Regions from separate parts of the Homo sapiens genome. Here region 1 is linked to region 2. A link is an interaction called in ENCODE POLR2A ChIA-PET data of the cell type or tissue named here. Cell type or tissue: IMR-90. All regions are shown on one strand. Links, peaks and the distances in the headings refer to the core of each region. The heading gives the core; the rest is flanking DNA. Region 1 overlaps TBC1D20 (TBC1 domain family member 20). Region 2 holds the start of SCRT2 (scratch family transcriptional repressor 2).

What was found. ChIA-PET counts read pairs that join two places held together with the same protein. Peaks named below come from ENCODE experiments on the same cell type or tissue, not always from the same donor. Only the 100,000 strongest peaks of a DNase experiment are listed, where the experiment ranks them.
Region 1: POLR2A ChIA-PET joins it to region 2 with 20 read pairs; 2 of 35 experiments call an interaction of 5 or more read pairs at or near these places.

The regions. Positions count from the first base shown.
Region 1 is chr20:451,187-461,844 of GRCh38, forward strand. All of the region lies in intron 1 of TBC1D20 (TBC1 domain family member 20), which reads right to left. Among named protein-coding and RNA genes, the nearest start is that of TBC1D20, 6.0 kb to the right of the region's middle. In IMR-90, for the core only: no CTCF peak of the experiment used is centred there; no DNase peak of the experiment used is centred there.
Region 2 is chr20:667,833-683,744 of GRCh38, forward strand. It overlaps SCRT2 (scratch family transcriptional repressor 2), which reads right to left and starts at 7,970. Exons shown (of 2, transcript NM_033129.4): 1 at 7,637-7,970. The coding sequence starts at 7,769. RefSeq lists an enhancer at 5,198-5,711 and a silencer at 7,840-7,919. In IMR-90, for the core only: a CTCF peak has its summit at 5,412; a DNase peak (open chromatin) is centred at 7,899; H3K27me3 peaks cover 4,613 bases.

The DNA of each region.
Region 1 (10,658 bases), core at 1,053-9,052, 220 kb before region 2:
CTCTCTTGACATGCTTAATTGTGATGTTTAATGAACATCCTTGCAGTGTAAGACGACCTTTTTAAAATACATTCTTGGCCGGGGACGGTGGCTCACGTCTGTAATCCCAGCACTTTGGGAGGCCAAGGCAGGCAGATCACCTGAGGTCAGGAGTTCGAGACCAGCCTGGCCAACATGGTGAAACCCTGTCTCTACTTTAAAAATACAAAAAACTAGCCGGGCATGGTGGCAGGCGCTTGTGGTCCCAGCTACTCAGGAGGCTGAGGCAGGAGAATCGCTTGAACCTGCAAGGTGGAGGTTATAGTGAGCCGAGATAGCGTCACTGCACTCTAGCCTGGACGTCAGAGCAAGACTCTGTCTCAAAAGAAAAATAAATAAATAAATAAATTCTCTCGGCTTCAGACCTACCTATCTTTGGTGTCTCAAGTTAAACCCAAAGCAGCACCCATCACATCTGCCTTTTCTTTACTTTTGTCTCCTATTGCTTCCAGATACCTTCTTCCTTTTCCTGCAAAGCCCATTCTGCTGGAGTGGAAAAGTCCAATGCCTTGATGCCAGGGTCTTGTTCAGTCACTCAAGATGGAGTGTAGTGGCACAGTCATGGCTCACTGCAGCCTCAACCATATATATATAGTTTAAATAAATCAATAAACCAATAAATTCTCTCTTAATGATGGTTTGAGCCTCACCACTTGATTAGGACAATCAGCATAACCTGTAGAATCTTATTTGGAATTGAATTCTGTATTGTAATTTTGTTCCTGTTCATTTTTAAATTTTATTTTTCTTTCACTGTAAAGATGATACTCTGCTTTAAATGTTAAAAGTGTACAAGCAAAAGGCCGGGCACAGTGGTTCACACCTGTAATCCCAGCACTTTGGGAGGCTGAGGCAGGCAGATCACGAGGTCAGGTGTTCGAGACCAGCCTGACCAACATGAGGAAACCCCGTCTCTACTAAAAATACAAAAGTTAGCCTGGCCTGGTGGCGCACGCCTGTAATCCCAGCTACTCATGAGGCTGAAAGAGGAGAATTGCTTGAACCCCGGTGGCAGAGGCTGGAGTGAGCCAAGATCGCACAACTGCACTCCAGCCTGGGCGCGACATAGCGAGACTCCATCTCAAAAACAAACAAACAAAAAAAAGTGTACAAGTTAAGGAAGCCAGGTACAATGGCTCACACCTGTAATCCCAGTGCTGTGGAGGGCCAAGGTGTGAGAATCACTTGAGTCCACAAAATCGAGAACAGCCTGGGCAACAAAGTGAGACCCTGTCTCTACAAAAAGTACGAAAAGTTAGCCAGGCATGGTGGTCCCAGCTACTCAGGAGGCTGGGGCGAGAGGATCACTTGAGCCCAGGAGTATAAGGCTGTGGTGAGCTATGATAGCACCACTGCACTTCAGCCTAGGTGACAGAGCAATACCCTATTATCAAGGCACTGGACTTTTCCACTCCAGCAGAATTCTAAATTTTATTTAAACTATGTAGTATATATTAGGTGCAAGGCACCAGAGTTCATGTGAAGTGGAAGATATCACCAGAAGGTAGGGCAGATTTTAGAAATAACTAACAGAAGGTACATTAGGTTTTAGAAGGGACACCAAGCATCTTCCCCAGCAATGTTCTAGTCTGAGGAAAAGGAGGAAGGTGTCCTGGTGACCTGTCTCTAAAAACAAAAACAAGGCTGGGCACGGTGGTTCATGCCTGTGATCCCAGCATTTTGGGAGGCCGAGGCGGGCAGACCACCTGAGATTGCGAGTTTGAGACCAGCCTGACCAACACGGAGAAACCCCATCTCTACTAAAAATACAAAATTAGCCGGGCGTGGTGGCACAGGCCGGTAATGCCAGCTACTCAGGAGGCTGAAGCAGAATCGCTTGAACCCAGGGGGCGGAGATTGAGGTAAGCTGAGATTGCAGATCGCGCCATTGCACTCCAGCCTGGGCAACAAGAGCGAAACTCCGTTTCAAAAAAAAAAAAAAAAAAAAAAAAAAAAAAAAAAACAGGCTGGGCGCAGTGGCTCACGCCTGTAATCCTCGCACTTTGGGAGGCCGAAGTGGGCAGATCATCTGAGGTCAGGAGTTCGAGACCAGCCTGACCAACATGGAGAAACCCCGTCTCTACTAAAAATACAAAAAATTAGCCGGGCGTGGCGGCGCATGCCTGTAATCCCAGCTACTCGGGAGGCTGAGGCAGGAGAATTGCTTGAACCTGGGAGGCAGAGGTTGCAGTGAGCCGAGATCATGCTATATGCCACTGCACTCTAGCCTGGGCGACAAGAGCGAAACTCCGTCTCAAAAACAACAACAACAACGACAGCAACCACGGACGGTGGCTCGTGCCTGTAATCCAGCATTTTTTTTTTTTTTTTTTTTTTTGAGACGGAGTCTCGCCCTATTGCCCAGACTGGAGTGCAGAGGCGCAATCTCGGCTTACTGCAACCTCCACCTCCCAGGTTCAAGTGATTCTCCTGCCTCAGTCTCCTGAGTAGCTGGGATTACGGGCACGTGCCACCATGCCTGGCTAATTTTTTTTTTTGTATTTTTAGTAGAGACAGGGTTTCACCATGTTGGTCAGGCTAGTCTCAAACTCCTGACCTCGTGACCCGCCAGTCTCAGCCTCCCAAAGTACTGAGATTACAGGCGTGAGCCACCACACCTGGCCTATCCCAGCACTTTGGGAGGCCGAGGTGGATGGATCACTGAGGTCAGGAGATTGAGACGAGCCTGGCCAACATGGTGAAACTCCATCTCTATTAAAAATACAATAATTAGGCCAGGTGCGGTGGCTCACGCCTGCAATTCCAGCAGTTTGGGAGGCCGAGGTGGGCAGATCATGAGGTCAGGAGATCGAGACCATCTTGGCTAACACGGTGAAACCCTGTCTTTACTAAAAAAATACAAAAAAATTAGCCAGGCGTGGTGGCGGGCGCCTGTAGTCCCAGCTACTCGAGAGGCTGAGGCAGGAGAATGAGGTGAACCTGGGAGGCGGAGCTTGCAGTGAGCTGAGATCACACCACTGCACTCTAGCCTGGGTGACAAGTTCTGTCTCAAAAAAAAAAAAAAAAGGCAGAAAGAACATGGATTCACCTGCTTATACAAGAAAAAAGGAAAAAAAAAAGTGTACGAGTTGCCTTGTTACAATAAAACTAAATGTGTATACACACAAAGGAAATGGAGGACATTCAGGGGCTGGGATGAAGGGTACAGAAGAAAGGCCAGGAGATACGGCCCTTCCATTTGACAGTAAATAGACTAATTAAAAAATATTTATGTAGTATATATTAGGTGCAAGGCACCAGAGTTCATTTGAAGTGGAAGATATCACCAGAAGGTAGGGCAGATTTTAGAAATAACTAACAGAAGGTACATTAGGTTTTAGAAGGGACACCAAGCATCTTCCCCAGCAATGTTCTAGTCTGAGACCATTGTGAGTCTACAAACTGTTTCTATGACAAAGCTGTACATTATTATTATTATTATTATTATTTTATTTTTATTTTTTGAGACAGAGTCTTGCTTTGTCTCCCAGGCTGGAGTGCAGTGAAGCAATCTTGGCTCACTGGAACCTCTGTCTCTTGGGTTCAAACCATTCTCGGGCCTCAGCCTCCCAGGTAGCCAGGATTACAGGCGCATGCTGCCACCACACCTAGCTAATTTTTTGTATTTTTAGTAGAGACAGGGTTTCACCATGCCAGGCTGGTCTCGAACTCCTGACCTGAAGTGATCTGCCTGCCTCAGGCTCCCAAAGTGCTGGGATTATAGGCATGAGCCATCAGGTCTGGCCCATTATTAACATAAATTAAAGTTGGTACTAATAAGTCACAGGTGAGCTACCTATGAGACCTGAAACGTAAAACCCACATAAACAGAGGCACTAGCTGGTTTGGAGCCATGTGCAATTGGAAGTGCGACAGAAAGATAATAGGAGTAACTTTTCACCTCGGTAAACCTGTCCTCCTGGCTTGACTGCTGTTTCCTGGTAACCTAGTAGGGTGACCATTTGTCCTCATCTGTCTGAGATCTTCCTGGTTTATACCTAGAGTCCTGGCACAATTGTTCACAGCAAACCCTTTCTGCTCCCTGTATTCTCAAATATGTCCCAGTTTGGAAGCCAAATTAAATGGTTACCTACCTAGAAATCATTAAAAATAAAACCCCTTCTGGGCACACCTATAATCCCAGTACTTTGGGAGGCCAAGGTGGGCAGATTACCTGAAGTCAGGAGATCGAGACCAGCCTGACCAACATGGTGAAACCCTGTCTCTACTAAAAATATAAAAATTAGCCGGGTGTGGTGGTGCACGCTTGTAGTCCCATCTACTCAGGAGGATGAGGCAGGAGAATCGCTTGAACCCGGGAGGCGGAGGTTACAGTGTGCCGAGATCATGCCACTGTACTCCAGACTGGGCAACAGAGTGACACTCTGTCTCATAAAATAAATAAATAAAAAATAAAATAAAATAGGCCAGGCGTGGTGGCTCATGCCTGTAATCCCAGCACTTTGGGAAGTCGAGGCGAGCGGATCACCTGAGGTCAGGCGTTCGAGACCAGCCTGACCAACATGGCGAAACCCCGTCTCCACTAAAAATACAAAATTAGCCAGGCGTGGTGGCAGGTGCCTGTAATCCTAGTTACTTGGGAGGCTGAGGCAGGAGAATCACTTGAACCCAAGAGGCGGAGGTTACAGTGAGCTGAGATCACGCCACTGCACTCCAGCCTGGGCAACGAGAGCAAAACTCCGTCTCAAAAAAATAAACAAAATAAAAATAAAAATATAATAAAATAAAAACCACTGCCGGGCATGGTTTTTAGTCCAGACGTGGCTCATGCTTATAATCCCAGCACTTTAGGAAGCCGACGTGGGCAGATTGCTTGACCCCAGGATTTGGAGAGCAACCAGCCTGCACAACATGGCAAAACCTTGTCTCTACAAAAAATAGGTGGGCGTGACGGCGTGCACCTGTAATTCCAGCTGCTTAGGAGGCAGAGGCGGGTTGTAGTGAGGCATGATTGTGCCACTGCACTCCAGCCTGGGTGATAGAGTAAGACTCTGTCTCAAAAACAAAAAAAAATCTCCAATTTCTTCTGTCAGCATAACACCTAGTCAATTGTTCATGAGATGTGTCAAGCTCTTGACTCAGGTGTGTCCTTTCATCCATTCATCCATTCATCCATTCATCCGCCTGCCCATTTGTCCAGTCATTCATCAGTCTGTCACTTAATGGGTGTCTACTTGTACTAAGCACTGTACTGGGGATAAAAAGATGAATTACTCCCTCCCAGCCCTTGAAGGGCTCACAGTAGGGACACAAACAATTATTATATATAATAGAATCTGAGGGATTATGAAAATCCAGAGGAAAGAATGACTTTTTTTCTTCTTCTTTTTTTTTGAGACGGAGTTACGCTCTTTGTTGCCCAGGCTGGAGCGCAGTGTTGCGATCTCAGCTCACTGCAACCTCCACCTCCTGGGTTTGAGCAGTTCTCCTGCCTCAGCCTCCCGAGTAGCTGGGATTACAGGCATTCACCACCACGCCTGGCTAATTTTTTGTATTTTTAGTGGAGACGGGGTTTTGCCATGTTGGCCAGGCTGGTCTTGAAATCCTGATCTCAGGTGATCTGCCTGCCTCGGCCTCCCAAAGTGCTGGGATTACAGGAGTGAGCCACCACACCTGGCCAAGAATGACTACTTCTAAAGCAGTCAGGAAAGGCTTCACCAAGAATATATTCTGGATCCTTCTTTTAATTTTTTTTTTTTTTTTTTTTGAGACAGAGTTTCACTCTTGTTGCCCAGGATGGAGTGCAACGGCACGATCTCAGCTCACCGCAACCTCCACCTCCCAGGTTCAAGCAATTCTCCTGCCTCAGCCTCCCGAGTAGCTGGGATTACAGGCATGCACCACCATGCCTGGCTAATTTTGTATTTTTAGTAGAGACAGGGTTTTTCCATGTTGGTCAGGCTGGTCTCGAACTCCCCACCTCAGGTGATCCGCCCACCTTGGCCTCCCAAAGTGCTAGGATTACAGGCATGAGCCACCGCATCTGGCCCTTCTTTTTAATTTTTATTTATTTATTTAGACAGGGTCTCACTCTGTTGCCTTGGCTGGAGTGCAGTGGCACAATCATAGCTCACTGCAGCCTCAACCTCTAGGGCTCAAGCGATCCTTCCACCTCAGCCTTCTATGCCACCATGCCTAATTTTAAAAAAATTTTTTGTAGAGGTGGGGTCTCATTATGTTGCCCAGACTGATCTTGAACTCCTGGGCTCAAGCAATCCTCTTGCCTCAACCTCCCAAAGTGCTAGGATCGCAGATGTGAGCCACCACACTGGGCTCTGGTACGTTCTTAAAGAAAATTTTGCCACAGGGAAGAGTGTGTTAAGGGGAAAGTACTCCAGGCAGAAGAGTTATGTGCAAAGACCTTGTCACATGAAAGAAACACCATGTCCAGGAAACAAAGAGTTCTATGAAGCTGAAGTGCCAGGTAAAGGGAGAGAACAGAAGCAGGTAGCACCGCAGTAAAAGAGGCTGGGCTGGATTCATCCCGCAAAGGAGTCTGGGTTTATCCTGTACTCAGGAGGAAGACAGGGAGGGATTTTACTTTGGGCCTGAGGGCCATCCTTTGGAAGACCAGGCTGTACGTTTTCAAGAGGGGTCAAAAACATGCAGGAAACAGAGAAGCCTTTTTATATAACATCGGTGGAGGCAAACCATGAGAAGAATTTAATTTCCAACAAAGAGAAAAAACCTAACATATTTAATTTTTTTTTAACTTGGGAGTACCCCTGCACTTTCCACACATCACAAATTGACAGCACTTGAGTGGCAATACTGAATACTGCTTGAGGGAAGCTGATATTCAGAAGTCTTGTTAACCTATTTGCTAAGAGTATGATAATTTTTCTTCAGTTTGTTTAGACATACATCCACCCCATCTCTCTTTCTAAATAAGCTATTCGGCAATCTGGGAGAAAGGAAATCTTGTATCTTGGGGAAAAAAACCACTATGCAGTCAACTGAATTTCCATGAGGTTTTGGCAAACCATTTGCCAGAATGTTACTTAATTCTGAACTCAAATCCTCAAATCATACCTCCCATAACTCATTTCTCTTAAGACTCTGTTCCAATTTTTTTTTTTTTTTTAGAGACAGGGTCTTACTCTGTCACCCAGGCTGGAGAATAGTGGCACGATCATGGCTCACTGCAGCCTCAACCTTCTGGGCTCAAGTGATCCTCCTGCCTTAGCCTCCCAGGTAGCTGGGACCACAGACAAGCTCCACTGGCCCAGCTAATTTTTGCGTATATATATTTTGTAGAGAAAAAAAGTGTTGCCCAGGCTGATCTCAAACTCCTGGGCTCTAGTGATCCACCCACCTCGACCTCCCAAAGTGCTGGGATTACAGGCGTTGAGCCACCATACCTGGCCTCCAATTCTACTTTTAATCCTGCATTTCAAAATTTACTTACTATTTCAAAATTTTTGGCACTCTGTGGGAACGCAACAAATACGTGCAGAATATAGTAAGTGATTTAGTTTAGTTATTGTTCCTCTGGAAAAAACTGGCTTGCAGTAAATGACATTATTTTTCCCATACTGTTAAGGTGATGCTCACTGCAGAACTCTCTAAACAGATCTGCAGACTCTTTGGCCTGTTTCTAACACTACCGGTGTTTCCCAGAGGAGGATGCTGTCCCAACGTGGATTTCGGCTGCTGTTTTTTTCAGGCCCCAACACCACCCTCCTCAACCCCACAGCCTAGTGATTAAATGTCAGTGGCAGATGGAGAAAGCACTCCCACGTGTGCCACTCTGACAAATACTTTATTCCAACTAAATGTATAGGCTCTCACTGTGACATAAAAAGGGAAGAGGAAACAGAAAATTCAAGTGAGCTAAAGATGTATGAATTACAGAGTGAGATCAACTGCTAGACGACACAGGGAGGGAGTTAGCAGCGTCTCCACTGAAAGACAAATTCACAGACATCCTGTTTATTTCCGAAAGAGAAACATCATAGAGCTATTCTTGGGATGTTCAGGAAAAGATTAAAATAAATGCCTATTATCTATTGTATTTCGAGATAAACTTTATAGATTTAGAGCAGGACACACATTTCTGGACTTGAGAACGCTGTATCTGGCTTGGAATAAAAGCCCACATTTCATCTAGAGGTAGAATGTATGTCATTCTAATCTCCCTCAATCCTTTCTTCTCCAATTTCTTTATTGCCCCACTTACAAGATAGTGCACTATTATTCCAAAGCTGATACCTTCCAAATTCCTTTATAGTAGAGGTCTTGGCTATCATAACCATGATGGAACGAATGACCGTCCTACAGCTGGCTGCAAAATATAAGACTGCTATAAATAAATCCCTGATGCCTGAAAAGTAATTCATTCAACAAAGGAAGATAGGTATGACTTTGGCCTACTCTTCATTAGAACGCTTATTTTTATTTATTTATTTATTTATTTATAAAGAGGGCAAAGCAGACTTTATTTGAGGGGCACCACAGCAATAGGTATAGCAACAACTGCAACAGGGTTTTGTAGTCAGGGAGGGAGATCAGACTCAACTCCCTAAAATGCTAATTTTAACAATGGGACACTTCATCTGAACTGTGGTTCTTAATGGTTCAGATAAAGATGACACAACCCACTATTGGCTTAAACTTCTCCCAACTCTGGCTACAGAATCCAGGTAAAGATTTCTGCCCCCTCAGAGTAATAGGCATGTCCAAAATCACCTGGATTAGGGCACTTAATACACTGGGAAGGGACGATAACAACTAAAGATGACCACTATCCATGCCTCCTCTAAAAGTTTTTTCATATATTTTTTCATATCACCAAAACAAATACTAACTTGGATCAACTAATTTATATAATGGAATCTCGTGTGAGCGTACAAAATTCCATACTGATTATTTGGTTTAAGCCTGCATTATCATAAAGGCTTTACAGTCTTTAAACTGAAATTAAGCTCAAATTAAGAAATGCTAGTCTTAAAACAATGGAAGGGGGGGGCCGTTTTGTGTGGAGGGAGGGAGACAGACATACCCCTACACCCACCCACAACTACTGATATTGACATTGGAAATTAACTTGAAAATTTATGCCTGTAGTCCCAGCTACTCAGGAGGCTGAGGTGGGAGGAGCACTTAAGTCCAGGAGTTGGGAGATGACAGTGAGCTTTGACTGTGACACTGCACTCCAACCCGGGTGACAGGGCAAGATCCCATCTCTCAAAAAAAAAAAAAAAAAATGCTTTAACTCCACGTCTGTACCAGAAGACCACAGCAGGAGAGGAAAACCTTATTTCAGTCTGGGTAAGAGTTCTATTAAACACAAAATAAAACAAACTAGCCTCTGTTTCTGGAGGTCTTCATTAGTAGTTTCTACAAAACAGTATCCAAATTAGCAAAGATTCTGTTAACTACCTGGAAAAAGCAGGTACCAAGAAAGAATGTTTCACTACAATGGAAAAAAACAGTCTAGTAAGTAAACCAATCTGACTATAAACGCTACAAAAGAGGGATTCTAGCATTAGTAACTTTGCCAACAATACTCTGATATGATTAAAAAACAAAACAATAACAAAAACAAAAAACCTCATCTTTAAATTTGTCCCATTCATCCAGAGAAGCAAAATCAAGGAAACTAGAGGGGGTAAAGTCTTGCAACAGATACACAGCTGCACTGCCAACAGGTCACAAGACCCATGCTGCCTAGGGCATTGACTGTTATGCCATGAGGACAGACATCACACAAACACCAGTAATTAAAGGGTTACGGTGCCAAAGGGTTCAGAGCTCCACTTCCATTCAGTATCAGAACATAAGAAAAAGGGAAAAACAGAAAATGAGCCCAAATAAAATATAAAATAAAATATAGATACCAGGAGCTTCCTCAAAATATGTGGGTTGTATTAATAACGTGTTTGGCTCTGTTACGGGCACCATCCATCAGAGGACTGGAAATAGGGAAAGTCACCTTAGTCTTCCTCAAGGAAAAAAGATTATTTAACTTGGTTCACGGTGTACATTCATAATTTTAACTGTCATGTATTTATTGAATGAAAAACATTTGAGAACATCATGTGCAACAAAAACATGATTTCACAGAAATTGTCCAAACTAAAAGAGTATAAAAATAGAAGCGCTTTTTATACAATTATTTACTTATTATTATTATTGAGATAGGGTCTCCATCTGTCACCCAGGCCGGAGTGCAGTGGCGCAATCATAGAGTAGCCTCTAAGTCCTGGGCTCAAGCGATCCTCCTGCCTCAGCCTCCAGAGTCGTTGGGATCACAGGCTCGAGCCTCCACACCCGACTAACTTTTAAAAACTTTTTGTAGAGATGAGGCCTCGCTGTGTTTCCCAGCCTGATCTCGAAATCCTGGCCTCAATCGATCCTCCAACCATGGCCTCCCAAAGCGCTGGGATTACAGGCGCGAGCCATGGTGCCCGGCCGCTTTTACACAATTGAATAACATTAAAATAGGTGGCAGAAGACAGACAGAAAGTCGATTCGTGGTTGCCAGGCGTCGTGAATACCGGGGAACGCGGAGTGCCTATTAATGGGTAAGGGTTTCGTTTTGGAATCAGACAGCGGCGATGGCTGCACAACTTTGTGAATTTTCTAAGAATCACTGA
Region 2 (15,912 bases), core at 4,154-12,153:
TTGCTTTGTGACTGTGGCCAGGTTGCTTAACCTTTCTGGGCGGAATCTATACATGACAAAGATGGACTGGAATGGTCTAAAGACCCTTTCTGCATCATGGCTGAATCAGTCCCTCCATGATGCTCTTTGTCCCCTCCACTCCCAGCTCCTCCAATTCCACCCCGTTTTCCTCAGATTCACAGACATCTCCCTAGGCAACCTTGGGCAAGTTACTTAACATCTTTCTGCCACACCTGTATAAGGGAGTTCATAATAAGGCTGAATAAATGAATGCATGTAAAGTGCTTAGGACAATGCCTGACACATAATAGCTGCCCTCTTGAGCTGTTATTATTGTTACTGGTAGTATTCCTGTGTTTCCTGGTGATATATCCTTCTAATCTGCCAGAGAGTAGGAGATACACATGGGTGTCTTAGGCTGCTGTGTGACCTTGAGCAAACCACCTCACCTCTCTGAGCCTCAACCCTGGAGACTCCTTTAGGACACTAAAAGCCATACTTTAACCTAATGCATGGAACCCAGACAGGTACCTTCCTCTGCCCTAAGAGTGACTATAGAAGGCTGAGATACCTATCCTGCAACTGACAGGGTGAGACAGGACTCTTGTTTGGGTTCCCACAGAGATAGGGATGAGCTGGGATTCAGAGAAAAGAGAATCTCAGGTGAGATCTCTCATCCTAGCCCTTGAATTCAGGCCGTAGCCATGTGACCTTGGGTAAGTCGCATAACTTATCTGGGCTCAAATCCTCCATTTGAGGAATGTGGACCAGAGGCACCCCTGTCATGTAGGGATATGGGGAGGGCCCAGAAATACTTTGGAGATGTGCACATGTCACCTGGAAATGACTTTGGTTTTCCCTGCCCAAGAGTCTTGATATTTTAGACTGAAGGTCCAGAATCTGTCTTTTTAAAAATCGGTACTCAAAGGAGTGGTGAAAGGGAAATTTATGAGAACTAAGGTGCTGGGCCCTCTGCAGACACTGTCTCATTTAGCTGCCTGACCCCCTGCGGGGATGGAGGGGGATGTGTAACAAATACTGCTACTGCTACTGCTGGTGCTTCCAACTAGCACCAGCCTCCCTGTGAGCCAGACATTGCCCTGTGCCCAGAGGCCCAGAGAGGGGAGAGGATTTGCCCAAGGTCACTGAGAGGGAGGCGGCAGGTTTGAAACCCTCCAAGGCCTGTGTTTTTTCCAAAACACCAGAGAGGGCATGGAGACTTGCTGGGGAAGAGATCTTCAATTGGTAGGGGAAGGGGTGGTGCGTTTCCTCAAACACTCCCTAGTTAGCCTGTGGTGGGGTGGGTGGGGGCACGGGGTGGTGGGGGCATGGAGAAGCTGTTGTGGAAAATGCTTCAGCCTCTTGTAAGTATTTGTAAATCATACTTAATAACAGTAATGCCTATCACTTACTGAGCACTTACTTGGTGCAAGGCATCCTGCTAAATGCTTTGTGCACATTAGCTCATGTCTAAGGTCACTTCCCTCCATGCCCTTGTTCTGCAGAAGCTGAAGCCCAGACAAAGGCCTTGACCCACCTCAGGTCACAAAACAAGTTCTCATCAGAGCTGGGTTGGCCTCCTTTTCTTTCCTTTTTTTCAGTCCAGGACTCCTTTCCCCAGTCTCTCCCAGACTCCCAAGGTGCCAAACTTTCTCCAGGGAATTCCTAGCCTCAGCCTCACCTCTCTGTCCTAAAATGGGCAGAAAAAGACAGGGGCCTGGTGGGGGGCCAGCTTCCCCGGCGGCCCACTTTCCTGAGGAGGGCTGGGCCCTGCTGGGTGGTAGGGGCTGGAGGAGCTGCTGTATGGGTATATTTAGAGCTGCTTCTTGCTGTGCCAGGGCCTCGGGCCTCGAGAATCAGCTCCAGCCAGCTGAGCAGAAAGCCAGGTCTGTCAGCAGCAAAGCGGGATAAAAATAGTTTCTCCTGTCTGCTCACAGAGCTGGGCAAAGGGGCTGGGTACCTCCCCCTCCCCTTATTATAGCATCTTTGTTAGCGGTTCCCTGGGCACTGGACCAGAAATGACACCCACCTCCTCCAAAGGCCTGGCAGCTGGTACATCTGCCCACGGGGAGGAGGTCCCTGTGCCCAAATGAGCAGGGGACAGAGTGAGGTCTGGCCCAACATGACCAACGCTGCATGGCTTGGGGCTGATGCCCACTGACCCAGGCCCAAGGAACTTTGAGAGAATTTCAAGGCTTTTCCCCACCACCCCCATCTCTTGGAATTCCCCACATTCTGGTCTTTCCTGACTGTGACCCAATTCCTGTGGCCTACAGGGAGGTCCAGAGCTCTGCAGGAATCAATAGGAAAGATTTTTCAGGGGGGTATGGAGATGAGAGTGAGTGGCTCAGGGTCTTCATTTGCCCAGCCTGGGTTCGTAGAGTTGCCTCCTGCTCCCTCGGGGGGGATCTCCAGTGGGCCCTTTCTGGGCCTCGTTCCGGAGACTGGGTGTGTTGTGCAGTGCTCCACCTCTTCCCCCGGCCTCCTACTTTCTGCTCTGCCGCCTCTCTCTCTAGAAGGGTGCACTCAGAGGGCCCATTCCAAACCCCTCCCTATCCAAAGGCTGGCCTGGCAGTAGACGCTTCACTTCAGGGGAGTCCACAGCTGGGAAAGAGACCAAGAGGCCCGAGGGACCCCATCTCTCCCGGCAGAGGGCCTCCAGGCTGTGGGGGCCCCTAAAACCTGTGGATGTAGCACCCACTAGGGAGGTGTGACAGGGTGCACCGTTTATGCTCTTGTGACTTTGGGCAAGTCACGGCCTCTCTGTGACCTCAGTTTTGCCTCTGTAGGTTGGAGTGAATCCTCCCCTGCCCCCCGCTGCCCTTTGCCCACTGTGGATTTGTGTGGCCAGAGAGTGCCTTTGGGATGTGTAGATTGCTGTACTGACATAAGGGACTTGGTGTACTCTCTGGCCCTCCTTCAGCAATCAAAGACTGAGACTATCTAAAGTGTGGAAGCTCAGCTCAGGACCCTCACGTCCCTCTCGTAACCCCAGGCTTTAGAGGAAATCAGGGGTTCCCAGATTCCATATCTCACATGGGCCTCATCATTCCACACTTCCACTGAGCCCTGTTAATTCACAGGAATATTAGATTTCTGGGTCCCTAGAAGGTCAAAGCTGAAAGAGATCATATTCAACCGTTTGATATTATGAAAGGAAAACAGAGGCTGGGAGGAGAGGGGAGACTAGGCCAAGGCCACACAGAAGGCTAATGGTGAGTCTAAGACTTGAACTCAGCCCAGCCTTGAGAGCGGATCTGGACAATGACCTTGGACTGGAAACTGGGCCTGAATCTTGATTCTGGACCCAGCACTTTGCCCTGGACCTGTTCATAGGTATTGAAATTTGAAATTGGACATGGATTTGTCCTGGATAGCAGACCTGGACCTATAACCTCAGACACTGACCTTGGACCTAGTCCTTGGACCTGGTCCTATACCTGAAGTTTGACGTAGGCATTGGACTTGGACCTCAGATCTGTACTTGGATGTTGGACTGAATGTTGGACCTTGACCTAGACTTTGAACCTGGGCCTCTGACATGTCTTTAACCTGGACCTTGGACCTGGACCAAGGCCAAGTTACCAGGGAAAGGGGTGGTTAGAGAAGACTCAGATGGGTCTGCTGTGTGTCCATGGGCACCTCCCCAGCCTTCTCTGTGCTTGCTCTTCCAAAAGACTGGGGAAGCCCTTTTGCATTGCTGCTCCCCAGAGGAGCTTTCTGAGGTGTGGAATGGATGTGTGGCAGCTGGGGACATTGGGCCGGGCTCCCGGGCTTGGCCTGGAGCGACTACCCGGCACCATCAGAGGGAGTGAGAGGAAGTGGGCGCTGGTTTAATGTGGTCAGCTAGATAAGCCCATGGGTAGAAGTAGGAGAGTTTCCTCAGCTTGCTGGGGGAGGCTTAATGTAGCTGCAGAGGGCAGACAACTGTGTTATTGGATTGGCATTGATCCCTCATCTGCCTGGGTTGGATGCACTCTGAGAGGGCAGGAGGGCAGGACAGGGCGGGGATGCAGAGGAAGGGGGGCCTGGCTCCAAGCTGGGGTTCGGAGTTAAGGTGGAGGGGAGGCAGACACTCCAGAAGATATTCTTGGCAGGGGCCCACAGAGACCACTGACATGCATGTGGGTGGGCCACCTTCTTTGGGGTGGCTGAGAGTCCCAGTATCCTTCAGATGGGGGCCCCGGTCTGTGGGGAGGGCCTGGTGGAGTTGGAGGGTGAGGTTAGCAGAGGGTTAGGATGATGTAAGTTGGCATCTCCCAGAAAGACTGAGTCTGTGCTCAGAATCACCCAGGGGAGAAGAGGGGAAGGGAAAGCAGTGGAGGAGCAAGAGAGGCATCTTACTTGAGGGGACAATGAAATTAGATCTATTCCCACTTATCAGGGAGCTCTGCAGAGAGACCTGGTGCTTTCTTCATTTGAGGGGCTCCCCTTCCCTGTTTAGGAGTTCTGTGGGCTTGGGGGGACCCTGGAGCACAGACAGACTTGCTGCACCCTCTGTTCTGCCTGGCGGTAGAGGCTGAAAGGGAGTAGGAAGGCAAAGAAGAGCATTGCTCGTGTGTGTGTGTGTGTGTGTGTGTGTGTGTGTGTGCGCGCGTGCGTGTGTGTGTATGGAGGAGGAGCAGGAGTCCTCCAGGAATTCTCCAGCATTCTCAGGCATTCCCAGAGCTGGGGTACACCTCTTTAATTTGGGGTTCTGCATCTTTATCAGCTAGGAGCTTGTGGTTTCTCTGACCTCCACATTCACAGGCTCCCCCAACCCCTGCTCCCCCGACCCAGGTTTCCCTCCCGCCAGCCTCATCCTGACCCTGCAGCCCGAGCTGCAGGAATGGCTTGTAAGAAGATCTTTCTAATAACTGGAACTATCTCCAGCCCCAGGCCTCCCCCGCCCTCCCTCCCTCCCTCTCTCCTTCCCTCCCTCCCTTGCTTCTCCTCCCTCCCTCTCCTCATCTTCCCCCCCTCCTCTCTTTCTCCTTGTTTACCCAGCACACTTACACACGCTGAGAGAGAAAAACGTCGGCTCAGCAATTTTTCACACTTCCCTCAAATGCTCAGCAAGGTTATTTCCGGCAGAGCGGAGACAACGGGCCACCAGGAGCCGGCGGGCTCTCAGCAGACCCCCAGCACCCTCCACCCGCCCAGGGAATAAGGGATCCCTCACTGCCCAGTCTGGCCGCACCCCAGGGAGGGAAGAGGCCCCTGAAAACAAGACAAGGCAGACTTTGTATTTCCCAGTCATACCTAGGCTTGGTCTCTGGCACTGACCGTCCACTGCAGACACTGCCAAGGTGGCCAGGCCAGGGTGCCTGTCCTCACTATGGGGTAGCCTACAGAGACCAAAGCCAAGAAAAGTGCCCGATCCCAGAAATGCCGCTACCCTCAGCCAGGTGGCGTATGTTCAGTGGAGCCCTAAGGAAACCCTGACAGTGGCCTCCCAGCATCCTGTTAGACCCCTGTGCAGGCATCTCCAGTGCCTGACATTCCATAGTTGACCTTCACAGAAGCTGAGCTTGTCAAAGTTGGAAGGATGCTTAGTTTATGCCATCAAAACTCTTTCACTGCTGGGGAGGCTGAGGACCAGAGAAGGGAAGGCACTTGCCCAAGGTCACACAGCATGTGAGAGATCTAGAGCCCAGGCCTCCAAATTTCAGGCCAGGTTTCTGGCTATCAGCACAGCCTCAGGATTCCTGAGAGGTGAGGGAGTTGGTCTGGAGACCCATGGGGAAGGGGACAAAGACAGAGGTGGTTCTAGGGTGTTAAACCCGGTGGAACCTCTGCAGAAACACCCTGCTGGTGGCTCTGCACCCGCCCTGCTTCCCACTATTCACTCAGGGGCTCCTTTCAAAGCTTTTTTTTGGACTGAATTCAAGGCAAGGCATTCTCTTGCCTCCCTCCTGAGGAACAGCCTGCAGTTTTGGCTGTGCATGGGAAATTCTCTGGGCTTCTCTGGGTTTCCTCAGCTGGCCTGGGGACAGGACCAACGGGGCTTCAGGGGGTGGAATCCCAGAGCTTTGTGTCAGTGTCAGTCCCTTAAGAGATCCATATCCCAAGCTTGCAGATATTTCAGTTTCTACCAGCTTTGAGCGCACACTCTCCAGCTTTGGCATGGCCCCAGGTCCACCCTCTGTCCTGCCAGCCCTCAGCCCTGCTCAGCCATGTCCCTGGGCTTCTGACCTCCACCTCAAGAGGCCCTGTGATCAAGAAAAGAGGACAGTAGAATAAGGGACATGTGGGCAGAGGAGAAGGGGTTTCTGTTAAGGGTCTGGGGGATGCCAGTGGATGAGGGGCTGTAGCTGTATCCCTGATCACTCTGTAACTTCTTTGACCTTGATGAGGTCACAAAGCCCTTTGCCCAGCACTCTCTCTCTCTCTACCTGGTGTGGCAGAGTGATGGAATGTGGGTGAAGTGCTTGGAAATCCCAGAGGTGGAAGCCCCCATCCTCCCAGGCTCCTGTCTTTGCCATCTCAGTTCCCCCCTCATCCTCAGTCCTTTCTTTTCTCCTCTCTCAATCTCCCTCTTTCTCTCTCTCTCTTTCCCCACCCCCATCTCTCTCTCTCTCTCTCTCTCACACACACACACACACACACACACACACACACACACACACAACCCAAAGCTGCCACATGTGATGTCAGATCTCTCACTACCAAAGGGACACCTCCTCTTCAGACACCTGCCCTGGTGGGGGCCATCAGGGGAGAACCCCTTTGTGATCCCCTTGGTGGAGGATGGGATCCACAGAAGCAGTCTCCACTTTCCCCTGCCTTCCAGAGATCACCCCCTTCTGCACCTGAATGACTTCTCTTGTTCCTCAAACCCTTGTCCCTGCAGGAACTTGTTCTGAGAAGAGATGGAGTGTGTGTGTGTGTGTGTGTGTGTGTGTGTGTGTGTGTGTGTGTATGTGTAGTGAGGAGGGGGCTTACGAGGAGCAGCAGGGTTGGTTCTGGAGGGGGTTGAGAAGCTGGGGATGGGGAAGGAGTGCAATCCAGGGGACCAGGAGCCACTTTGGGGGAACCCCTCCCAGAAATCCTCTCTTTCTTGCAGTCCCCAGGACAGGCCCAGCCTTTGGCAGGCATGTGGCTGAGGGTAACAAAAGAGTTATTGAGAGAGGGGGTCTGAGAGCACTTGTGTGACATCGGCAGGGGAGCAGGTTTGAAGGGAGGGAGGGCGCCCCCAGCCACCCCCAGGGAACCAACCCTGTCTCTCCAGGGACTGAACATCCAGGGCTCTTTACCTTCCCCCTTCCCGGGCAGCCAGCTTCTCTTCCTCAACGGGGGAGAGGGAACCCTCAAAGTGCCTTGTGCCTCAGTGCCCAGCGCTGGCCTTTCACGAGCAGCCCCGTCTGTGTTCTCTTGCCACCCCCTCACTCTAGCCCTATTTGAGGGCCACAACTTTCAAAGTCCCGGCTGGCGCGTGGCTGCGGGATGGGCCGACCCCGCGACTTTCCCTTTGTACGACCTAGCCCCTGCCCCGCCCGCACGGCCCTTGGAAAGCCCGGGAGGAGCCCACGGCCAGAGAGATCTCCTCCCGGGGGTTTCCTGTCGCACGCGCCCCTCCTCGTGGCCCAAGCTGGGGAGGGCCCCAGCTCCCCTCGCCTCTTCTCCCAACCCCCCGCCCCCGCCGGGTCCCACTCACCGTTGTCCCCGGGAGGCCCCCGGGCGCCAGGCAGCACGTAGGCTGTCTCCAAGGGGTGGTAGGTGGGGGCCGGCACCCCGCTGCACTGGAAGCCGTCCCCTTTGATCTTCTTTACCAGGAAGGAGCGCGGCATGGCGCGGCCGGCGCGGGGCTCGGTGCGGGGAGGCGGCCGGCCGGGCGCGATCGGCTGTGTCCGCGCGGGTTTTCAGCACTGGACAGCTCCCAGCGGGCTGGAGCGCGGGAGGCCGCTCGGAGCCGGCACCGGTGGCGGCGGCCCCGGCTCGGGCTCGGGCTTGGCGGCGGCGGCGCGCAGACAGGGGATCGCGGGAGCTGCGCTCAGCACTCCGGCTGCCGGCTTTATATGGGACGCAGGCTGGAGATCAGGTGGTCCCCTAGCAATGGAACCGCTCGGCGCTCTAATCCATCAAATGTCCCCCAGGACAATCGCTCCGCACACGTTCCCCTGAACCGGCGGCGGTGGGGGCAGGCCCGGAGCAGGCAGGAGGGGAGAAAGTGAGGGCGAGAAAGGCGCAGAGACAGAGAGGGACGGAGAAAGGGGAGTGAGGGGGGCGGGGAGAAGAAGAGAGACTCGGAGAAAGACAGAGACATACAGGGAAAGAGAGACGCACACGCTGAGAGAGGTAGAAATAGAAGCAGAGAGACCAAGATAAGGACAAAAAGACACAAGAGAGAAACAGAGAGAGAAGAAAGACAGAGATGGAGAGAAGTAGCAACACACACACACCCACGGGAGGAAAAGAGAAATCCAGGCACACAAAAAGGAAACCCCCCCAGGGATGCAAAGAAAGGGAAAGAAAAGTGCAAAAGAGAGGGGGAAGCCGAGGGGAACGGAGGGAAAGCGGTCCCGAGCAGGCGGGGTTCAGGCACATGGGGCCGCAGGGAAGGGGATGCAGAGGAAAGAGTGCGCACTGGCCAGCGGCCACCCTCCCGCCTCCAGTCCTCTCCCTCTCCCCCAGTTCTGAAGTGGCCAGGGTGGACGCTCAGCTTTCACTAGAGTAAGTCTCCCCTCCCCCCTGCTCGGGCTCCCACTGGAGCCCCCTGTTGGGTTTGGGGTTCAACTTTCTTCTTCCAGAACTGGTGGGGGGAGCAAGTCCCCCACGCCGATGCCTGGCCTTGCTCGGTTGGTCCTGTTCCGGTGCCTAGCTCAGGCGGGCGCTGCAAGAGGAAGTGAAAATCGTCCAGTAATTAATTTTCCTGCTGCCGGGGGGTGGTGGTTTTGACACATCCGAGGCAGTGTCTTTCCCTGAAGCGGGGAGCAGACAATAGAGACACGTGGACTGGGAAGGGAGAGGGGGGAAGGGAGGGGGAGCGGGGCTCCTGCTGGAACTCTTTGCAGGTCAGCTCCTTTGTCTCTAAAAGGATCTGAGCAGACCCGCCACCCCCAGTCCGACCCAAACCTGGGGGAGCCCCCATATCTTGGCAGGACCAAGGAGCAGGAGAGCTCAGCCCCCTGCCCAGAGGGTGCTGGGCAAAGCCCCATGGTGGCGGACCTGCTTTAGCAAGTGTGGGATGGCCAGTGCACAAGAGTCCCAGAATCAGACTCTAGGAATTCCAGGCTCTCGCTGTCAATGGAATTCTGGTTATGAGATGCAAGGCTGGTGGAGTGGGGATGTCCTTTTGGGACTGGGTCATCCAATACCAGTTTGCAGGCTAAGACCTAGAGAGGGCTTGGAGGTGCTTGAGGTCATGCAGTGAGTCAGCAGCAATTGCCAGAGACCTCAGTGGCCTCTGGGCACCACTGAATCAGGGCCTATCATGGTCCTTGAGGTGTAGCCCAGAAGTCTCAGAATAAAACTGGGGCCCCTCGTGGTGGTTCAAGCCTGTAATCCCAGCATTTTGGGAGGCTGAGGCAGGAGGATCACTTGAGGTCAGGAGTTTGAGACCAGCCTGGGCAACATAGTGAGACCTTGTCTCTACAAATAGTTAAAAAAAAAAAAAAAATTAGCCAGGTGTGGTGGTGCACACATGTGGCCTTAGCTACTTGGGAGGATGTGGTGGGAGGATCGCTTGGGCCTGGGAGTTCGAGGCTGCAGTGAGCTGTAATGGCACCACTGCGCTCCAGCCTGGATGAAAGAGCGAGACCCTATCTCCAAAATAATAATAATAATAATAATAAGTTAGAGTTTCCAATGCAGGATCTGTTGGCCTTGAATATTTTCAAAAGACATAAAGATGCAAGGATGTGGAAGCAGAAGGTTTGCCATTGAATTTGCCCTGTATGGTTTTAGATTGTTTTCCCTGACCGAAATAAGGAATTAAGGCAGTTTACTCCCTATATATAAACATTGAAAAACATTGCAGGTCCAAAACAATGGGGGCCCCTGATCTTGCCAAGGCCCTGCATGGTCTAGAGGTCCCCCACCATCTTTCCTGTTGCATTGCCTCATATCTTGCCCATGGGAATTTTTTTTTTTTTTGAGATGGAGTTTCGCTCTCGTTGTCCAGGCTGGAGTGCAATGGCGCGATCACAGCCCACTGCAACCTCCGCCTCCCAGGTTCAAGTGATTCTCCTGTCTCAGCCTCCTGAATAGCTGGGATTACAGGGTGCGCCACCATGCCTGGCTAATTTTTTGTCTTTTTATCAGAGACGGGGTTTCACCATGTTGCCCATGGGACTTTTTTAAACCTCTGTCACTGAGAGTTGAAGTGACCACACCCTTGACTCATGGCACGCCCATGCATTCTCTGCTCCAGCCATAGGTGCCTACTGGTGCTTTGGGCTTGCAGCTCTCTTGACCTGTATACCATTTCCACTGCCCAGAGTCCTTCCCTGCACTTCACCCTAGGAAACCCCTACTTGTTCTCAAGACTCAGCCGAGGGGTCACTTCCTCCAGGAGGTGTCCCTGACTTCCATCATTGCAGACTGGGCCAACTCACCCACTGGTCCCTGAGCTTCATGAGGACAAAGACTCTGTCCCATGTATGGCTTAACACACTCTTAACAGTGTGCATGAGGGTCTTCTAGCTCCCCTACTTATTAGCCATAGGTCCTTGGACAAGTTACTCAACCGCTCTGTGCCTCAATTTCCCCACTTATAAAATGGGAATAATAATTGTCACTACCTAAGTGTTGTTGGGAGTGTTAGAAGAGTTACTACATATAAAGGGCTTGGAATGGTGACTGGCATATGGTAGGAGTTCAATGCTTGAGGGTTCTATATATGCAGTTTTGCCTGTAGCATGCAGCGCTCATTTGTTACATGTTAGTGGGATTCTGTGGAATGAGTGGTGAACTAGGCATCTCTGGTCCCTGCTTTCTTGCAGCTGATCTTGCAGCTGTCCATTCATTGAGTGGATGGACACCAAGCAAGAAAATCCTTAAATCAACAATATATTTTCAGATAGTTGACCAGTGCTGTGAGGAACATAAAACAGGGTGAGATGATGGAGAGTGATGGTGCCTTTAGGCAGGGTGACCAGCAAGGGTCTCCTGGGAGAGGTGGCATGTGCACCTAGACTTGAGCCAGCCATGGAAGGAGCCCAGGAAAGAGTGCTCCAGCCAGAGGCTTCACAAGTTCAAAGGCTCTGAGGCAGGAATGAGCTTGAGCAGCTGAGGACAGCAAGAAGGGAAGGAAGATGAGTTCAACATGTTAGCAGGGCCAGACCCAGAGATTACTCCATAAATCCCAAATGAATGAGTGAATGAAAGAATGAATGATTGTAGGGGTGAGATTCAGCCTATAACTATAGCTTACAACTGTGACTAAGTAGACCTATTGGTTGGAGAATAACTTTTCACTGTTTACATAGAGGAAGTTGCTTATTTGTTCAGTCATTGACAATTGTGGTATAGCCATATTTTTTAGTTTGTGCTGGGTACTTGGATCTCTGTCCTCTAGGGGTGCCTAGTTCACTGTGGGTAAATAAGGCAAGTGGGTGTCATCTAGCTCACCTCCACCTGCCTGATGGTTCTACCTCTCCAACCTCACATCTAAGAGATGGCAAAACGGATCCCAGAGTCCTTAAAAAGGAATATAGGTCACAGCAACTTTTGACAGAGCTGGGACTGGACTGTTCTCACTGGGCAAGATAGTGATCCACCCCTTAACTGATCAAAGGAAGCCCCACAGAAATGGTGTATTAATAGGTCCTGCAGCCCACTAGTGTCGGGTTGAGGATAGAACCCCAGGTCTCTGACCACAGGTTGGAAGGTGGTGTGGGTGCATTTAGCATATGAGAAGAAGCCTTGAGCCCTGAAGATGAGGTTCCAAAATACCTTCAGAGGGGAGGAGGCCTTAAGTATGGATGAAATACACAATGGCCAGCAGAATTTCATCACTAGGACACCAGGAAGGGCCTTCTGTCCCCCAAACCTCCCCCCACCCCAGCTTACTGGTTTCAGGAAGTTCACTGTGGGGAATTAATTTCTCTAAGTCACATGAAATAAGGAAATAACTTTTATTCCCAAGGATGTTCGCTGCAGCATCAGAGATGGTAATAAAAACCCTGGGTTGGAGAAAGCAAGGAGAGGGTTGTGAAGAAGACGTTCACTCCATGTAGTATTCTGCAGCCATTAAAAATTCTCATTTGGGGAGAAAAGCTCATAAAATGTGTTAAGTGAGGGGTGCAGAATACAGAAACCTCTCACAGCACGTTCACAACCATGAACCAAAACAAAAATAAACACACACAAAAGAGTGAAATAAGGGTCTGGAACTATGGGGTTTCCCTCTCCCTTCTTTTTGTGTTTTCCAAAAAGATCATAAAATATTTCAGTTCAGCCAGGTGCAGTGGCTCACGCCTGTAATCCCAGTACTTTGGGAGGCTGAGGCGGGTGGATCACGAGGTCAAGAGATTGAGACCATCCTGGCCAACATTGTGAAACCCCATCTCTACTAAAAATACAAAAATTAGTTGGGCATGGTGGCGCGCGACTGTAGTGTCAGCTACTAGGGAGGCTGAGGCAGGAGAATCTCTTGAACCCAGGAGGTGGAAGTTGCAGTGAGCTGAGATCGCGCCACTGCACTCCAGCCTTGTGACAGAGCAAGACTCCATCTCAGGAAAAAAAAAATAGTTCAACAAATATTTATCTTGAGCACTTGCTAACTGTCACTTACTTCCAAATAGAAGAAATGCTGAAGTTTAGTAAACCATGTCAGGATATTCACTATTCATTCTTCTGACTTTTGGGAAGTTGGCATTGTGAATTTCCCCAGTGGCAATAATAATTATTAGTACATCGCCAGCAACATTACAGAGCCACCCCACAGGCCTGGCAGTGTGCTAAGCACTTTCCCTTTGAAGAAGGTGACCTTGCCTGGGGCTTTAGATTGAGGGATTTGGAGTCAGCCTATTTTCAGTTTAAATTCCTGCTCTGCCATTTCCCGACTGTGTAATTCTCTGTGCCTCCATTTTCTCATCTGTAAAATGGGTGTATAAATTGGGCCTGTCTCACAAGGTTGCAGTGAGGATTAAATGATAATATAGGCATCAAGTGCTTAGAGCAGTGCCTGGCACACAATAACTTGATAAATGTTGACAGTTGCTATTTACATATCCTCACTTATCTAAGCCTTACCATGGCCTCATGGGAGAAGGTGCTGTTATTGAAATGACTGGTTCATGGCTACATAGTCACTGTACAGAGGAGCTAAAGAGTGTCCCATGTCTTCATGGCCTACTGCCTTCCTGCCCAGGAGCCCCAGGTCTTGGCATAATAGGTCTAGCTGGCTGCAGGCTTAGCCCTCTCTGGCCTACCTCGTCTGCTCTGGCATCTTCCATATTTCAACTGTGCCCTGCCCATCAGGAAGAAGGGCAGTTCCCAGGGTCTAGGTGTGAGTCTCAGGGCTGTGTGACCCTAGGTGGCTGGCAGAGCCACCCTGGGCCTCACCCTGCACATCCATAAAGAGGGGTTGGGGCATCCTATGATTCACTGGCTTCACTCTATGGGGTCAGGAAGGAGCACTGACCTGGGAGTCAGGAGCCCAGTTCCAGCCCTGCTTCTGCTCCCTTTGCCCTCCCCTTTGGGCCCCAGCTTTCTTGTCTGTCAAATGGGAATGGGACAAGATGGTCCCTGAGCTGCTGTCCAGACCCGGTAATGGAATTCTGTATGAATTCCAAGGAGGAGAGTAGCCACAAATGCATCCGCTCCACGCTGATGGGGCTCTCTCTCCGGTAAGCTTCACTTACTCTGCCATTTCTCCAGTGTATTTTATCAGACCCACCTCCTCTGAGCCAAAGAAAAGAGGGTAGGAGCAGGATGAAACAAACTCACAGCTCTGTTCATTCAGGCTCATCACAGAGATGACTTGCCCAAGGGCATGTGGCAGGTCCTCTGAAATTTGAGGAAGGCTGTGTTTTCTTTTGTGTCACTTTGGTCCTCCGGGAAGCAGATGTGAAAATGGAGGTGTAAGTGTAAGAGATTTATTGAGAAAACACCGTGAGAAATGGAGGAGAGCCTTCAGAGAGGGATGCAGGTCTGATACTGTGAAAGGAGAGGTGGAATAAAGAAAGATTGGGGAAGAGGAGCCTCAGGCCATGGTGCAGGTCTAAGGAAGTCCTAGCCAACCCAACAGGGAGCTCCTGTGCAAAGATTTCCTGTAGAGGAGTCCCGTGCTCGACAGAAGGGCAGACCCTAGTTTCCCACCATGCTCAGTCATCAGCCGGCCTGTCCTGGAAGAGTGGCTGTGCTGACAACTATGGCAGATTGCAAAGGTGTTGCAGCTGGAGGCTCTCAGTGACTGTAGTCCAGAGAAGATCTGAGTGGCACCTCCCTAAGGCTGCCACATGTTTTTCTTTATTCATTTAATAGACACTTACAGAACTCTGGGCCATGTGCCAGTTACTGATCTATGCACTTTACAAATATTACCTTAGTTAATCCTTACCCTCGCCTTTTGAGACAGATGGTATTTTTAGCCCCATTTTATAGAGGGAGAAACTGAGCACAAAGAGGTTAAGTAAGTTGCCCAAGGTTTCACAGCCAGTAGGTGATAAGCCACAAATCCAACCCAGGCAAGCTGCTTGGAGGCTCTGCTCTGACCACTCCACCACACTGCCTCCTCTCCAGCTGCAAATGCCTTGGTGGCAATTTCTGGGACCATTTCCATTTTCATTTTTCATTGGCTCAGGACCTCACAGCCTTAACAGGAAGGGGCCTACTGTGGTGGCTGGGGGCATAGCAGGGTCCCAGCTCCCCCTGAAGCTTCTACCTTGCTCCCTCAAAGACTTCCACCTCAAAGCCTTTGCATATATTGTTCCCACTGCCCAGAGCACTCTTCCACCCCCTTCCTTGCCTAGGTAACCCCTCCTCCCATCGCTCCCTTGCCTGACCCCAGGATCTAGCCCAGGATAGGGGTGATATGTAGTGGAAAGGAGCTAGTTGACATTTATTGAGCACTTATTATGTGCTAGGAGCCAAGTCCAGCCCTTTACATAGATTGCCTCACTTAACCATCATAACAACCTGTGAGTGTGGCCCATGGCTATCCCCATTTTACAGATGAGGAAACCAAGGCTCACAGATGCAAGGTGACTTGCCCAAGGAGACCCAGCTAGGAATCAGTGGTGTCAGTATTTAAACCAGGCTGCCTGGCTACAAAGTCCTGATCTTAAACCATGAGTCCTTCCCTCTAAGAGGGCAAAAGATACCAATGCTAGGGTGGGTAGGTGAGGGCCCTCCAAAGAATGTCCCTCCCCTTCCCCCTGCCAGGGCTGACAGCTCCTTGAGTGGGATTCCGGATCTGCTCCATTCATTGCCGCACCTCCATCGTCTACCCAGAGCCGGGTAAATAGTAAGTGCTCAGTAAATACATCAATTGAATGAATAAACTAATGAGTGAAAAACCTTCTTGCGACCCGCAGTCACCTTGGTCCCCTTTGACCAGAGCCAGGTTGACGTGTCAACCGTCAAGATATCCCTCTGTTTTGGGTGATAATTAGATTTCTATCTTGACTGTTACAGACATTGGTATTCCTCCATTAAAATGTCTTTCTTTCAGGCCAGGTCCGGTGGCTCACGCCTGTAATCCCAACACTCTGGGGGGCCGAGGCGGGTGGATCACCTGAGTTCAGGAGTTCGAGACCAGACTGGCCAACATGGTGAAACCCTGTCTCTACTAAAAATACAAAAATCAGCTGGGCATGATGGGGCGTGCCTGTGATCCCAGCTACTCAGGAGGCTGAGGCATGAGAATCGCTTGAACCTGGGAGGAGGAGGTTGCAGTGAGCCAAGACTGCGCCACTGCACTCCAGCCTAGGTGATGGAGTGAGACTCTGTCTTAAAAAAAAAAAAAAAAGAAAGAAAGAAAAGAAA